Linked DNA regions of Mus musculus: region 2 is linked to region 1. Evidence: chromatin loops called from intact Hi-C (ENCODE). Cell type or tissue: heart. All regions are shown on one strand.

The links. Hi-C counts contacts between places; a loop is a spot of excess contacts. Peaks named below come from ENCODE experiments on the same cell type or tissue, not always from the same donor. Only the 100,000 strongest peaks of a DNase experiment are listed, where the experiment ranks them.
Region 2: it touches region 1 in a loop (3-fold over the local background); 13 of 42 quality-filtered maps call a loop at or near these places.

What each region holds. Positions count from the first base shown.
Region 1 is chr2:29,616,377-29,624,376 of GRCm38, forward strand. Rapgef1 (Rap guanine nucleotide exchange factor (GEF) 1) reads left to right here and starts at 3,344. Exons shown (of 26, transcript NM_001039087.1): 1 at 3,344-3,687. The coding sequence starts at 3,627. In heart, a CTCF peak has its summit at 3,262 (motif pointing right); DNase peaks (open chromatin) are centred at 3,285, 3,725, 4,285, 7,975 and 3 weaker places; H3K4me3 peaks cover 2,245 bases; H3K27ac peaks cover 3,151 bases.
Region 2 is chr2:29,683,128-29,691,127 of GRCm38, forward strand. Rapgef1 (Rap guanine nucleotide exchange factor (GEF) 1) reads left to right here. Exons shown (of 26, transcript NM_001039087.1): 4 at 2,978-3,156; 5 at 5,980-6,136. Among named protein-coding and RNA genes, the nearest start is that of Gm13420, 65 kb to the right of the region's middle. In heart, no CTCF peak of the experiment used is centred here; no DNase peak of the experiment used is centred here; H3K27ac peaks cover 423 bases.

The DNA of each region.
Region 1 (8,000 bases):
GAGGAGCTAGAGAAAGTACCCAAGGAGCTGAAGGGGTCTGCAACCCTATAGGTGGGACAACAACATGAACTAACCAGTACCCCCGGAGCTCATGTCTCTAGCTGCATATGTAGCTGAAGATGGCCTAGTTGGCCATCATTGGGAAGAGAGGCCCCTTGGTCTTGCAAACTTTATATGCCTCAGTACAGGGGAACGCCAGGGCCAAGAAGTGGGAGTGGGTGGGTAGGGAAGTGAGTGGGGGAGGGTATGGGGGACTTTTGGGATAGCATTTGAAATGTAAATGAAGAAAACACCTAATTAAAAAAAATCAAAGTAAAAAAAAAAATAACTTGACAGTGCTTGGCTTGTAGAGCTAGCTGTGCAACTTCTCCTGGCATCCCTCCTGGTCCCTCCTGCTGACTCCAGCTGAGGCTGAGGCATGGCTGTCTCTGCTAGGTAGTGCTACTGCTGCCGATTCGTGCTTGTTATCCCAACTCTACTGAACTGAGTGGATGGAGCAGCCACTGCCTGCTGACCTGTGAACTGAACTGCCGATTTCCAGACAACACAGATGGGATTTGTTCCAAAGAACCTTTCTATACAGGTCCACTTCCCTGCATCCTTTCTTTTCCACTACCTCTGGTGGGTGGTGGGCTAGAAGGGAGGTTAAAGCGTTTAAGAGCCATCATTAAAAATAAGGATTGAAAACATTAAAGTTACACTTCTGAGACAGGGTCTCTTATTGAAACTGGATCTCATTTCTTGGCTAGCCTGGTTGGTCAGTGACTCTCCAGGACCCTCTTCCAAACCTCTCCAGAACTAGGATTACAGGAGTGTACTGCTGTGCCCAGCTTTTGGCGGGTGCCAGAGATTTGAACTCAGGTGTTCATGCTTGCATGACAAACACTTTAGCAACTGAGCCCTCAGCCCCTCATGTCAGATTGGTTTTTTTGTTTGATGGTTGGTTGGTTGGGGTTTTTTTTTTTTTTTTTTTTGGTTTTTTTTTTTTTTTTTTTTTTTTTTTTGCTTTTAAAAAAGTATCTTAAAATTTTGTTTATTGAGTGCACACCTGTGTGTGCATTAGAAAGCTCGGAGCCTCAGGAGCTGGTGTGATAGACAGTTGTGAGCCCTAGACATGGACCCTGGGAACTGACAACACATTGATTGCTTTTGACAGTGTGTAGAGAGGTGGCCTGAGCCCAGAGCATGTGGCCATCACTTGTATCTTGGTTATCTGCAGTTGGATCTGACTGGGTCCTGAGTTTCTTTCTTTCTTTTTTTCTCTTTCTCTCTTTCTTTCTTTCTTTCTTTCTTTCTTTCTTTCTTTCTTTCTTTCTTTCTTTCTTTCTTTCTTTCTTCTCTGGCTGTCCTGGAACTCACTCTGTAGACCAGACTGGTCTTGAACTCAGAAATCAGCCTGCCTCTGCCTCCCATGTGCTGGGATTAAAGGTGTGCGCACCCAGCTCCTGTCTGAGTTTCTGACCACGAAAGCCAGCACCTGGTTGATAACCAGGAGGAAGCTGGTACTGTGGGGCCTCAGGGAAGGGTTCTAAGGGTGAATAACAAAGAAACCCGAAAGATGGTGGCGTGTCCGTGGAGAGGAGGGGCAAGAACATTCTAGCAGCTGGAGTGGCCTAGGAGGACAAGCTAAGTTAAGGCAAGGAAAAGGGAGGCTTTCACCCTCGATTAGCTGGCTCTTAATCCCGAGTGTGTGCTACTATGGCTATGAGCACCTTGGAACCTTAGGAAGCAAGTTCTACGAGTCTGCTTGGCATCGATACTTTTTGCAAATTCCTCGCTATCTGATATGCAGCAATTTATCACATGGATTTGATCTTGTTCTTAGGAACCTCAAACCTGACTGCGCCTACATTTATTGTTCCATTCCTCACTTCAGAATTTGGGGCATGAAATATTGACGCTCTGAGCTCAGAAGTCTGGAAGGCTAAGCACCCAGGGAGAGCTGGAGGGCGGGCCTTGAGCGATTCGCCAATTTTGCCTTGCTGATGCAGCTTCCACCAGAGCAGAGCAGAGCCATTCTGGCCCTGAGCAGCCATTTGTCAACTTGAAAAGGGAAATGAATTTGTCAATCTTTGGCTTGGCCTTTGACCCCTAGAGGGTTCGGACCCATGGCTCTGGAAATTTGGCTGCCGATTGTAGGCAGCCCTCAGTCACAGAATCAGGGGACTGTAGAGTATAGGGAGATGGAAATAGAAATCTTTGGTGGCATCCGTCACCCTGAACTTCTCCCTGCACATCTCTCAAGGTTTGCCCTACCACTAGCTTACATATCTAGAGGCAAAGCAGACTTCTAAGTGTTCTTAAGTTACATAGTGTGTCTCTGTGTGTGTGTATATGTGTGTGTGCAAGTCAGAGAACACTCTGCAGAAATTGGTTCTCCCTCAGCCGTGTAGGTCTAGTCAAGTTCGGCAGCAGTTGCATTTACTTGCTGAGCTATCTTGGATGGTCCCTAGCCTAGCACTCACTTTCTCTCTCTCTCTCTCTCTCTCTCTCTGTGCGCGCACACATGTGCTTGCACACTCGCTGCTGATGTGAATTCCATCTTAGCTAAAAACAGTGAGCAGGGAGCGCCCTTCCCTGTATCTCTTGTCTTGCTAAAACGTATTGCTCACTAATACTTAATGATATGATTTGACTCTCCAACCTATTCATGAGCTTGTTTGAAGGGAAGAATCCACTGGGTTAGTCATGGTAGGATATGACATCATACATAGCAAAGGTTCTTTGAATGCCTAAAATGAACTGTAAACGAACTCATTTGCATACTAGAAAAGACTGCTCTTTAAGCTGGATGTTCCCATTGGAGGGTTTCGTGAGCAAAGCAAACCAGATCTTCTGTGTCACTCCAGGTCTGGGCCTCAGCCTTGGCTTGGAGGATCGGGGCCCACATCTGGCTAAAGGTTCTGCCTTTCACTGGCCCTTGAGACTCACATAGTGTGTATGGGGGATGACGGGGTGAAGGTGGGTGGCAGTCCCAAACGTTGTTGAGCAGGCTTCTTGTGTTTTCAGTGTTGTTGAGTCTAGTTTAGGATCAATTAGAGGAGCTTTGGGCCTGAGGAGGATGCTGAACTTGGGTAACAGACACGGAAAGCTAGCCCACAACTTGAGATGGAAAACTCTGGGTTACCGGAGGCTCTGATCTTTGATGGGAGGGCATGCGGAAGTCCTGAATTGGAGCTGTCAGTCATAGGTTTGATCTCTTTCTCTGTGTCTGAGGAAAGGGGTGGGGTCTATACCGAGCTGTGGCGCGGAGGACTCCAAGCCGGTAGAGGGCGCTGCGCCTCGCGCCAGGCTTAGTTCGGCTCCGGGCCATCAGGGGGCGCTGTGGCGCGAGCGGCGCGGTGGGCTTCCGGCAGGTGGCGCCGTGGCCGCGGGGCCCAGGCCGGCGGGCGGGCGGCGGCGCGGCGCTGCGGCCGGCGGCTCGCGGCCCCGGAGCGGCGGCTGCGCGGGAGGTGGAGCGGCGGAGTGGCAGGCCCGGTGCGGGCTGGAGCGCGGGCGGCGAGCGCACGAGCCGCGGCCGCGCGGAGCCCGCCATGACGGCGCGAGTGTGAGGCGCGGCGAGCACCGGTCCAGTAGAGCGGCGGGCGCGCCGGCCTCTTATCCCGCAGCGGCCGGGCCGGGCCCTGATGAGCAGCGGCCTCGGCCTCCGGCGCAGCCCGGAAATGTCCGGCAAGATCGAGAAAGCAGGTGAGGCGGGCGGGCGGGCGGGCGGCGCGCCTCCTGGCCTCGTGCGCTAGACCCCCAGTCCGGGCCCCAGCCTGGCAGCGACGCCGCGAGGGCCATCTTTGAACCGGGCCTGCCCGGCGGCGGGGGGCCTGTGATGCTAGCAGGATTCTGGGGGAGCGAGTGGAGGTCCCTGTAGCCTTGTTCCCTGGAACATCCCACAATGGCTGGAGCCCGGGACCCTTAGGAGGCCTGGCCCCGACCGCATGCAGAAGAGCAGGCGCGCTCCAGAGGTGATCGGCAGCCCAGTTATAAAATGTGTCACTCCTAATGAGCCTCGAGTTTAACCACAAGTGTCCACTTCGGTGGCTTCAAAGGACAGCAGGCTAGGGTGTGTTGGAGCGATGTTTCAGGGAGCAGCCAAGTTGTCCTCTAATATTTCTGCCTTGCTCTGCAAGCAGGGCAAGTGGAGAGTCATTGGGGATGGGGGAATAAGGTGGATGCGATCTTGGTGCAAACCTCATCTCTTTGTGTGTTCCTGGAAATCTTGGGGAGTCGCCTCCCAGTTTTTCCCCCGCCCCCCGGCTTGCATATTCTGGGAGTTAGATACTCCCGAGAGTCAATTACTGTTGTGCATATGGGGCCCAGAGCTTAATTAGCCGTCAAGCAGGGACTCCTTTTACGGGAGGGCGGGTTCTTGGCTGGTAGGTAAGGTAGGCAGTGAGTGGTCCAGGGCCTGGGTTGGGGGTTGTCACAGTGGGGATACCCAGTTATCCTGGAAACTTAGTAGAGAAGGCAGACTTGTAAGAACCTGAAAAGGTGTTCGGCCGCACTAATTTTTGGAAGCTGCCATTTCATAGGTGGACTTGAGGATATTTGGATGTATATTAGCAGGGGACCAACCAGCAATGAATGTAACTTTTGCAGCCCTGGTTTAAACACAGGGACAAACGTTTTGGTATTCTCTTTTGAGCTATGTGTCTTCATTCTGTGTTTGGTCTCTGGGTTGTGTTGTTTATTAAACGTACTTGAAGATTGCCTGCCAAAGTATGGTCTCTGTTTTCAGGACCCAGAGAGGTTCAGTGAATGTTTGTAGCCCACCCAGCAAGGGGCATAGGTAGGGTATTGACATCTGTCTTCTGACAAGAAGTAGGATAGCATTCCCGTGGCTGGACTGTTCCTTTTCAGATGCTGTTTCTGGGGTGTTTGTCTCCTTGTCCTCTTGCCCCGGGGCCTTGTCTAGTGACTATGAGTCGCTTTCCTGAATACGTGCTGCTCTGGAAATATCCCTGACCCATCTGTGCAGCCCTGCTTAGGAACTCCTGATAGTGTCTCATCCGAATGGCACTGTTGGGAAACTTGGATGATTTATTTAAAAATAGCATTGATGCGCTGGAGAGACGGCTCACCAGTCAGGAGCACTTGTTGCTCCTGAGCAGCCTGGTTTGGTTTCTGGCAACCGCGTGCCGGCTCACAACCATCTTTAACTCCAGTTTCAGGGGGTCTGATGTCCTCTTCTGACCTCCATGGGCACCAGACTCACATGTGGTGGTGCACAGACACATAGACAGGCAAAGATTTATTGGTTGTAAAATGAAATAAATACATCTAAAATACATTTTAAATAGTGTTAGCTGAGTTTTCTTTATCAGAACAGCATGTGTCATTATGAAGAATTTGGAAGTCCTGGAAGTAGAGGGGCTGGCATGTGCTGTGTGTCATCTCACGGGCTTCTTTCCACAGCTCAGAATGACAGAGCTGTCTACTCAGTCTCAACCCCAGGCCTTTTCAGTAGAGGTCATGCCTGTGCCTTCCCAGGCCACTATCCTCTGCTAGGGACTGTCGCAGTGCCCTCTTTAGAAGAGCTTGTCTGGGGGCTGGTAGTGGTATCTATACTGCCAGGCCCCACGAATATTCTAAACCCAGCTGTGGAAGGTCCTGCAGTGCACTGTTCACTAGGCCAGGAAAAGAAAGGCTTTCTCTTTTTTTTTAAATTAATTTTTTTTACATCCCCCCCCCCAGGTCACCCCTTCACACAATCCCTTTCCCATCCCTTCTCTGAGCAGGTAACCCCACCTCCCAGGGTATCACCCCACCCTGGCACTTCAAGTCTCTGCAAGGCTTTCTTATGAAGGAGAATTGGCAGGAGACGGCTGCAGAAAGGCTGGGAGGAAGGTGTGTTTGGGGAGAAGCAGCTAGTAGTGAGAGAGTTCTCTGGCAGCCATAGCTGGGGATCACAGATGAGATGGCGGAAGATTAGGGTATGCTTGCCGTGAGGGCTTACCTTCTTGAAGCTTCTGTGCATCATCCTAGGTGAACTTGATGTGCAGTCCGCCACATGTTCTGTTTGGTTGTGAAGTGGACCTGCTGTCACGCATGAGCGATGGTGTGCCTGGAGGGACACCTTTCTTTATTCAGCCAGGTGACAAGTCTCTAGGTATTACAGAGGAGCCCACACCCAATAACAGTTGCTGCTGTTTCCTGTGCTTCAAAGCAACAGAAGTGTTTCCAAAATGTGCCTGTGTTCTCTCACCCTCAGAAAACAGACTACTGAGTTTTCTTCTCGGGGTTTGGGGGTGGGGTGGGAGTCTAAGGATTTTGAGTGAGCAGAAATCTTACACCCCTATCCTGGTCCTTCTAGTCAGTTTGCCTTCCCTGATCACTTTCACTTACACCTCTGAGGAGGAGCCTCTGGACCTGTCACTCAGTCATCCTGCAGCCCTGCCTGTGGCAGTCATCAGAAGTCAGCCTTCGTGGAGGTGAGGAAGGCAGCATTAGTGCTCTTCCTCTCCAAGTGCCCAGGAGGACCAGGACAGTGGCTGGGCTGGCAGTTAGATCAGGAGGAAAGTTGGGATGAGGGCATACTGTGGTCAGGGGCTGAAGGAGTTCTCTAGGAGACCACTGGGAGATGTGGCGAGGTGAGGCACCCTGGGGCCTATGCTGCTGTGCTTCTGCTTGCCCTCGTCTCTTCCAGCAAAGACACGAGTGACGAGAGTAGGTGCCCCCACATTTCTGGACCTTAATGCCAGACTGGCACTAATCAGCTGACTCTAGCCCACTGGGCCATGTGCGTTCCCAAGAAAGAGAAGAGCTGTCGGTCAGTACTTAAAAACCAGGAGATAGCTCAAAACCACACATTTCCGGTTCTCCCAAGACTGAGACTCTTGTAACCCAGACCTCACTCCTGTGTGTACCTTCATGTGGAGCTGGGTGGGAGCTGCCTGCCCTGGGTCCCTGCCCTTTTCCCTGCTGGACACATCACCGAGTCCCCTTGTCCACATGGACCGTTGACATTTTTCAGCTTGACTCACAGAGATGATTCTCAGCTGTTTGCTGTGACCTGTACTTTGACTCTTGCCCCATTCCTTCATTGATTGGTTCCTCAATTCCTTCATCTGGCACGGATGGAGCACCTGCTCTGCCATGTGCTGTGTGTAGCTCTGGGGATTGGGACCTGCCATGAAGGCTGCACTGTCCCGTGTCCCGTGTGTCAGGCTGAGGAGACTAGAGGATTGGAGTCAGGGTGTTAGTGGTGACTGTAAACTCCTACTGCAACAAATGGAGATTTCAAGGATCGTGCTGAGGGGCAGGGAGTTTCCTTGGGGGAGTGGCTTTCAGGGTCTCTGCGCTGGTGGAGGGAATCCCTGTAGCTCCACTCAGCCCTACCCCTGCCTGCCCCACTCCACTCTGCTTCATTCCTTCAGTCACCAACCACCTTGTTCCTGGGACAGTGGGGCCTCCAGGAATTGAAAGGTCCTGTGGTGTTCTAATCCCTTTCCTCCCTCTCTGACCCAGCTTATAAACTTCATCACGTACCAAACTATCTGGCCAGTGCTGTCACCCAGGGGCTGCAGGGAGGTTTGCTGGGACTAGTGGGATGGCCACTAGCTCCCTCAACACACCCACTGACAGAATAAACATGGGTCTCAAAGTCCATGTGCTGTGCTTTTCAAATGCTCACAGGTAGGCTTGTTACAGACAGAAAGGGAATTTACAGTGGAACTTGTTACTATGTATCTTCTCAGAGCAGATACTGAAAGTCGGGCCTGTGCACTTTCTTAATGGGCAGTCACTGGGTACTGACCTTTCTTAACCAATCAGCTTCTACTTCCCTTTCCCATAAGTTAGGAGTCTCTGTGGTTTCAGTGCTTTGGGGTTATTGACACAAATTCTGAAGCTCCATGCTTCTTCACTGGCCTGCCTAGTCAACGTTTCCTGTGTACCTCACTGGCAGACACCCTGTCATGTCCCATGTTCTAGGAGCCCTCTGGAACATGGGCTTCCCAAGGCAGTAGGCCAGCAGTAACAGCAAAACAGGGCTGTCTGTAGACACCCCT
Region 2 (8,000 bases), 67 kb after region 1:
CAAAAAGGCCAGGGCTGCCCATAGAGTAGGGATTCTAAAGGTCACACTGGATAGCTGATGCTGCTCTGAAGTGAGGCAGTAGCTGAAGACAGAGGCCATGTTGTGTTCCTTCCTTTTCCTCTATACCTGTCCCATTGCTTAGAGTCCCAGGACAGAGGAGCACAGGTTAGCTTCCCCTCACCTGTATCCCCTTTACTCATTTATTAATTAAGAGCTTTGAACACAGGGCCCTCTAGGACACATGTGTGCCTGTGTGTACACGTGCATGCTTACGTGTGGTGTGGGTATCGTTTGCTGTGTTATCTAGGCAGTCCCAAAGCTCTTGTTATCTCCTGTGTTGCTGGAAGCAGTTGTGTGAGAGCAGGTCTGACCATGTTGCTTAGGCTGATCTCAGACTTGTACACTGCAATTATGAGCATGCCCCACCACACCAGCTTCCCCCGCACTTTGGATCTGCCTTGTCTGTACTGTCCAGGCTGTGGAATGAAGCCTACCAGGTTTGTGTTCTAATTTTGTTACATAGGCAGGCTATCTATTCTACCCACTCCCCATGCAGCCTCAATTTCTCCACTTATGAATTAATAGCATCTGTTCTGTGGGGAGGTTACAACCTGAATGGAAACAAGTGCAGAGCTCTGGGTAGCTTGAAGCACTCAGAGCGGCAGCTATGACTTGGCCCTTTCCTCTGCACGCAGACTTTTGCAGCCTCTGTCATCCTCCTCTGAGTTCTCACTCTGACCCCGATGTAGTGTCTCTTCAGTTATTAGTGGCTCCCTGCCTTGCCCAGTCAGTCTTCTCCTCTGTTGTTGTTTCTATGTTTCTTCCACTGTTTTTTTGGTTTTGGTTGGTGGGGTTTGTTTTGCTGCTGGGGATGGAACCTGTGTCTGTCCTAGGGTAGACAAGTGCTTGGTGAGCTCCAGCTTCAGCCACCCACTTCGACTTCCTTAATAACATAGGGCAGATACAGTCATCTGTCCCACAGACAAGGAATGGCATCTACTGTTTCCAAGTCCAGCTTGGCCTTGGATCTTGACCCTTCCCAGGATTGACAACCTCATAGAGTCCCCAAGCTTATGAGGACACGTGGTAGCAGCTGTTCCCCTAGAGAAGGAGAGGTCTGTAGGTTGACAGTCATTCTGGGGTGACTTTATAGGCCAGCCAAGCAGGTGCTGTGCATGTTATGTGTATAACTGATTCTGACTGCTAACTACAGTCTACAGCCCGAAGGGCTCAGGGAGTGCAGACCTTTAATAAAGAGACCGTCATTAAGGCGTGGGACTTGGGAGACAGTACAGATGCTACCTGACTTTGCCTACTTAGTTAGCCCCTCACTGAGTCCTGCTGGCTTGGCTCTTATGTGCCTGATTTGATCTCTTCTTGTGGCAGGAAAAGCCCTTCTACTCCCAAGTGCCTGCACTTTAAACTGTTCCCAGCTCCTGTTCACTCTTGCCTATGTGTCTGATGTGTTTTCTTAAAATACTTCCTGTTCCTCAGCAAGATCATCATTCTTGCCTTCCTGCAGGTGGTGTTGTGTCAAGACAGCCCCTTCTGTTTCCCCCCTCCTCTCCTCTTTTTCTTTCTCCCCTCCTCCTCTCCTCCTCCTCCTCCTCCTGTAGCCTGACTGCTCTTCATGCTGTCACTAGCGCCACCCCTGTGGCCTGATTATTCAGGCTAGCCCCGCTGTGGGTATGTTAAAACTGAGCACTCTTATCCAGGCAGTAGAGAAACCAGTGCTCAGCCTCTTAGAGACAGACAAGAATTGAGTGTTTCAAATGGAGATGGGAAAACAGCGCAAGGAAGGCTGAGTAGTCCTGGTGGTCTGCAGAACACTCCAGGAAGCCATACCAGGCCTTTGGCAGGTCTCTGGCTGAAGTTCTGTTTACTTGATTCCATCCACATATATAGAGGTTTTGGGGTTGTTTTGTTTTGTTTTGGTGTTCCTATGAAAAACCTCCCATATTGGATTTTAAATTTTTAAAATTATACTCCCTGACATTATCTGGGGGTGGGGAAGATTTAGTATTCAAAAGAATAGTTACTTTTTATAATATTTCTGCCATTCATGTATTTATAGATTATTGCTTAAGTCTCTTGACCTCAGTTGATGTTAGTGACACTCTCTGGACCTTAGGAAGCCCACAGGTAGTGGCCTCGCCTATCCACATATCTCTTCACTCCCTCTGTGGGCTATTTGTGGGACTATCCACTCGAGATGACTGTCAGTGTCTGGGATCTGGGCCACTGGAGAAGGGAGATGGGGAAAGGAGACTAGAGCAGCATGCCCTGCTCCCTGCTAGGTGTGAATCTAGGCTACCCACAGTCAAGGAGGAAAGAGTGGGGTTAGGAGGAGTTCTGGAAAGTTGGGTGCTGGCTTTTTCCTTCAGGTGTCTTTCCTTGGCATCGAGCGACCGAGTGCCGTTAGTAGCCGTAGTACCGGTAGTCAGAGTTACTAGCGTCGGCTTGGTTTCCTGAGCTCCTCCTTCCAGCACTGGCATTGGAGGCCTTGGAAGCCGTGTCTCTAATGGACAGGGACCTACAAGTTTGAATAGGTCTATGTGAGGATCTAGGTGGCGGATGGACTGTGATGCTGCCAGTTCCTCAAATCCTCTGAGAATGTATGTGCCCTGGGGCCTGACTATTGCTCCCCTGTGTCCTCACCGAGACCTCACTGTACGGTGGGAGATGGGAAGTGCTATCTCAGGCAGCCAATCAGAACAGAGGAGAAGGTTTTAAGGATCTCCGAGTGTGGGAAGGGAATCCCCTAGTCTCCAAATGACCCTTCTAGTCCTAAGCCTGTCTTTCTTCCTATTAATCTTTGTCTCCTGATCACAATCCTTAGAGAAACCATCTGGCTTGGTCCCTGCTGCCAAAGCGTTTTCCATTTGCAGGAGTATCGAGCTAGTTTATAGATTTCACTGTTTTCAGAATAGCTCCCTTTAATCTTCTCTCATTCCTTAAACATGGCATTCCCTTTCAGAACCTGTGCTGGCTGGAGGAGAAAGAGAAGGAGGTTGTCAGTGCCTTGCGCTACTTTAAGACCATTGTGGACAAAATGGCCATTGATAAGAAGGTTCTGGAGATGCTCCCGGGGTCAGCCAGCAAGGTGCTGGAGGCCATCTTACCCCTGGTGCAGACTGACCCTCGGATCCAGCACAGGTGAGTCCCCCAGAAGGTCCTTAGCTGTGGCAGAGCAGGAGGCTTAGAGGCGCCTTGGTTTGGGGCATTTGAAACAGTGGGGAGAAAGGAGTCCTCCACTTGCCCCCACTTCCCAGCTTTGAGGCAGTTGCTCCTCCAGAGGCCTGTGTGCTGGCCAACTCCTAGCAGATGCCACCACCCTCCGAGCTGTGGCTTTATCCTGTGATCAGCTCACTGGCACTGAGGACATTGGGTTGGACATATTCTCAGAGCCTCCATCATCATTTACCATGACCTGCAGTCCGTTGTCATTCAAGCCCACGGCTGCTGGGATTACCATCTGATAAAACGGTGGAGTGACATCCTTGCCTGGGCCAGGCCCATACCTCCCAGGCAGCCTTTGATTGCTAGAGTGTGTATTTTCCTACAGGTTAGCTTGCCCCACTTTTATTATTAAGTATCACAAGGAAAGCCATGCTCGATGCAATCCCCAAGCTTGCAGGAACTTTACTGAAAAGACTGGCAGGTCTGGGGTTTTGTCTGTGATACCCATTCATAATCGATGCATCTCTGTGTGGATTTCTCAAGGCAGCTTAGTGTCCATTTAACCCCATGAGACTGAGCTTTTAAGAATGGCTTTCAGAACTTGGCAGTGAAGTTCACAATTTTCTTCTGAGAGATCTAACAAACTGTCTTTATTCCCAAGAAATGTTCTGCCTGGGACGTCCACCCCAGCTTCTGCTGGCTCTGGCTGGGGATTGTGGCCTTTGGCTCACTGTGCTGCTGTCTGTACTGTGGCTCGCCCTTCGTTCACCCCAAAGCAGGCTCAGGTCTCCTTTGAGAAAAAGAACCCAACATTAGGCCATCAGATGTTTAGGTGGTTAACTCTAAATGCTATCATTCCTGTGTCTTCATGAGATGGCTCCCACCAGGGAAGAGTTAAAATCAAATTAAAGTTAAAAAGCTCCCTAACACATGATGATGTGGTGGTTGTGTGGTACACGTTGAAGAAGGCAGCAAGAGAACTGCAGTGTCCTGTCCTGCTTCCCAGAGGATGCTGGGGGAAGCAGCTAGATTGACAGGGGAATAGAACAAAAAACTAAGAGAACCTAAGGGTAGTATCAGGCATTCCCCCAGAGGCACCTATCTGCCAGACAGGCTGAAGGACTGGGCAGGCCCCCTCCGGAGGGGAAGCCCCACCCCCCATTCCTAACTGTCTTTTTTTTTTTTTTTTTTTCCGAGACAGGGTTTCTCTGTATAGCCCTGGCTGTCCTGGAACTCACTTTGTAGACCAGGCTGGCCTCAAACTCAGAGATCTACCTGCCTCTGCCTCCCGAGTGCTGGGATTAAAGGCATGAGCCACCACGCCCGGCTCCCACCCCCCATTCCTATGAGGCCTTGACACCATCCCCAAGCTTCTTGGCCAGCTCCGTTTATTCTCAGGGACAGGAGGGGTTTGCTTTCCTTCTTAATGACTGCTCTGTTGGTGGTGCAGAGTGCAGCTGTGACTGGCAGAAAACTTAGCTCCTTCCCCGTGCTGTTGCTCTTGATAAGTGTCATTGGTAAAACATCTAAAGACCTTTGCTGTTAGAACCCACTTCAGTCAAAAATTACAATATTGGGCTGGAGAGATGGCTTAGCGGTTAGGAGCACCGACTGCTCTTCCAAAGGTCCTGAGTTCAAATCCCAGCAACCACATGGTGGCTCACAACCATCCTAACAAGATCTGACATCATCTTCTGGAGTGTCTGAAGACAGCTACAGTGTAGTTACATATAATAAATAAATAAATCTTTAAAAAAAAAGAATCACAATATTGTGTTATTCTCTCTAAATTGTGCCCTTGTTTTCTAAGTATCTAATAGTGATGGAGTGATTGTTTTTGCTCTCCTGTTACAGTGTACAAAATTTGATGTGAGAACAGTAACTCTTTCTAGATTCCTTAAGAAAACTCATGTTTAGGGTCTGGGCATGGTGGCACATATGACCCCAGCTCTCAGGAGGCAGAGGCAATCAGATTTCTATAAGGCCAATCTGGTCTACAGAGTCATTTCCAGGCTAGCCAGGGCCACATAGTGAAACCCTATCTTTAAAAACCTTAATTAGTTTAAAAATAAAAAAGTTTATGGACTCTATAAGAATTGTAGGTTTGGACTGCTATTGTACTGTACTAAGGCTCTCCCAAATACCAAGGACTTATATTTTGTGTGTTGTCCTCACGGTGTGAATGGAGGCAGCTGCTGTGTGTGCACATTCGTGAGCATTCACCACATGACAAGGCCTCTCGCCTCTTGTGAGTCTTTGAAATCCTCTCTACCTAGCCACGGCTGCCTCGATGAGGATGATGAAGCTGAGCAAGGATAAGAAAGGTCTATTAAACCACAGACAGCTCTCACAAGTGCCTGGCTTTCCTGGCCTGACACCCAAAACCCCTCAAACCTGTTGATGCTGGTCCATCAAAATGACTGTCAAACTCATTCAAAACAGGAAATACATAAAGCTCTCCCCTGTCAAATGGTTTGCAACTGAAATGAGGAAAGATGTTCCCAGGATGTGTAGAGGGATGTGACAGTTGAAGAAACTACTGGGATAGAATTTTTATGATATATTTGGGGAGGGGGAGTGTGTGTGTGTGTGTGTGTATGTATAGTATGTATGTATGTATGTATGTATGTACTGGGAACTGGTAAGATGCCTCCATGGATAATAGCACCCACTAGGCAATTATGAGGATCTGAGTTCAAATCCCAGCATCTACACAAAATCCAGTGTTCTGGGAGCAGTGATGGGAGGGTCATGATTCAGGTTGCTCATTAATGTTCTTTTAAAACTTTCCTTCCATAGCTCAGCCCTCTCCTCCTGTTATAGCCGAGTATACCAGAGCCTCGCCAACCTTATCCGATGGTCTGACCAGGTGATGCTAGAGGGCGTGAACTCAGAAGATAAGGAGATGGTGACAACTGTGAAGGGCGTTATCAAAGCTGTCCTGGACGGAGTGAAGGTAAGAAGTGCAGGTCCCAGGCAGCCCAGATCAGGCAGCCAGCCGACAGAAGCTTAAAACTTGATTTTAGACCATACACAGGGTGACTGTCTTCCAAAAGCTGTGATATGGGCCAGCTCTAGTTCTGTCCAGTCACTACTTCACTCTAGAGACCACCAGCCCTTCATGCATCTGGCATTAAGTCCTCTATGGGCCATATGTCCCAGGTATGGCAGAGAACATGTGCCAGCTTAATGCAATGGAGATGGTTTAGCAAGAGCCCCAGTCTATCACCCATCTCCTTTGCATGGTCTGCAAACATGTAGGACTCCTGGTAGAAAGCACGGTGGAGTTGCTGAAGCTAAGTGTGCTTGATCTCTGTGATGTGGTCAATGTGTTTACTATCCAGGCCATTGCAGAAAGCCTCAGAGAAGATAAGGAGCCACAGTTGGAGGGGGAAGCAAAGACTACAAAGGGCCTGGAGTGGGGCCCAGAAGCAGGCTAACTAAGAGTGTCAGTTCCAGTAGGGGAGAAGCAAAGCTGAGTGGGGGCCCGAGAGATGACAAGGGCCTTGCAGTGGCAGCAGCAGGAGGCACTGTTCTAAGAGCCCTTATTAGGCTGGTGGAATGCTTTAAATCCCAATTCATCACTAAGTAGTCTGTGGGCTCAGACAGTTACTACCTTGGTTCATCTTGATGATGCCCATGCACATGCTCAGAAGCACGGGTAACAGCAGGGCCCTGCATGGCAGCATTGCAGACTTAGTGCAGGATGCTTTAGAGCAATGCTGAATACACGTAGCCCAAAGGCATTCATGGCTGTTCAGTATTATGTGGTGCTAAATGCATGCTTGATAGATGCGGCTTGGAAAAGCTGTGTCCCTTTTATTTACCCTCAATCCAAAATTATAACCACACTTGTCAGCCTAGGTCAGAAAAACTTCCATTCTCAGCCAATCTATGAAGTTCCTGAAACATGCCTCTTGGTGTAGTGTTTTTTAGAAGCTCTTAAAAACAGAGCTTTTAGGGTTTTAATTACAGAGAGAAGGCCAAGGAGGCATTGCTTGGTGAGAGAAATCACTCCCAAATGGGCTGTTAGCGAAAGCCCCAGCACCTTTAAAGTAGAGGCTGTGTGCTGCTGTGTCTCCAGAGAGCTTTGGGTTCACTGTGAGGAGGAGATGTGGCAACACTGCTCCCATGCTGTCTTCTCACAGAGCCATCAGACTTTATACCATCAGTGTTAAGAGGCTGCAATCTCTGTAGAATTTGGGGTGCAGTTTATCCCCTCAGTTCTTCCTGCAGCTTCTCTAGCTGGGCAATGTGAGACAGGACCTTCCCAGGTTTTCTGGCCAAGTTCTGACTCTCCCACTCTTGCTGCTCTTGTACCGACTTCTGGAAATCAAAATTATTTTCCAGACCAGATTGTTAGTGTTTCTTCTATCAAATTGATCTTGATGAAATATTATAAGTTAAAACAGCTGAAACAAGAGGTCAGGTTTCCACAGAAGCCTCAGGACTCCAGAGCCCCCATGTTCCTTATGGACTCCTGAAGGCAGGGCTGCACTGGTTGGCAGAAGGAAGGCTTGAATGAAAAATTGATGATTTCTCAATGTGACCCTGGGATGGGAGCACACACGTACAGCCTGTAGAAGTTGAACATGCCAGCACCTGAGAGCAAATAACTTCTTCACAGGTGTTTTTTTTAAAAATAGTTTAGGCAGAACAGGGTAAGGAGAAGGCTCAGCAATGTGGAAGGCAGAGCCAGGAGAGTCCTGAGGAGAAATAACAGAGACTGTGCCTTGGAGAAAACACACTCTGAAAAGTTGTCCCCTGCCCTACACACACATGACCATGCAGGTGAGCAGACACATGCACAAGCACACTAG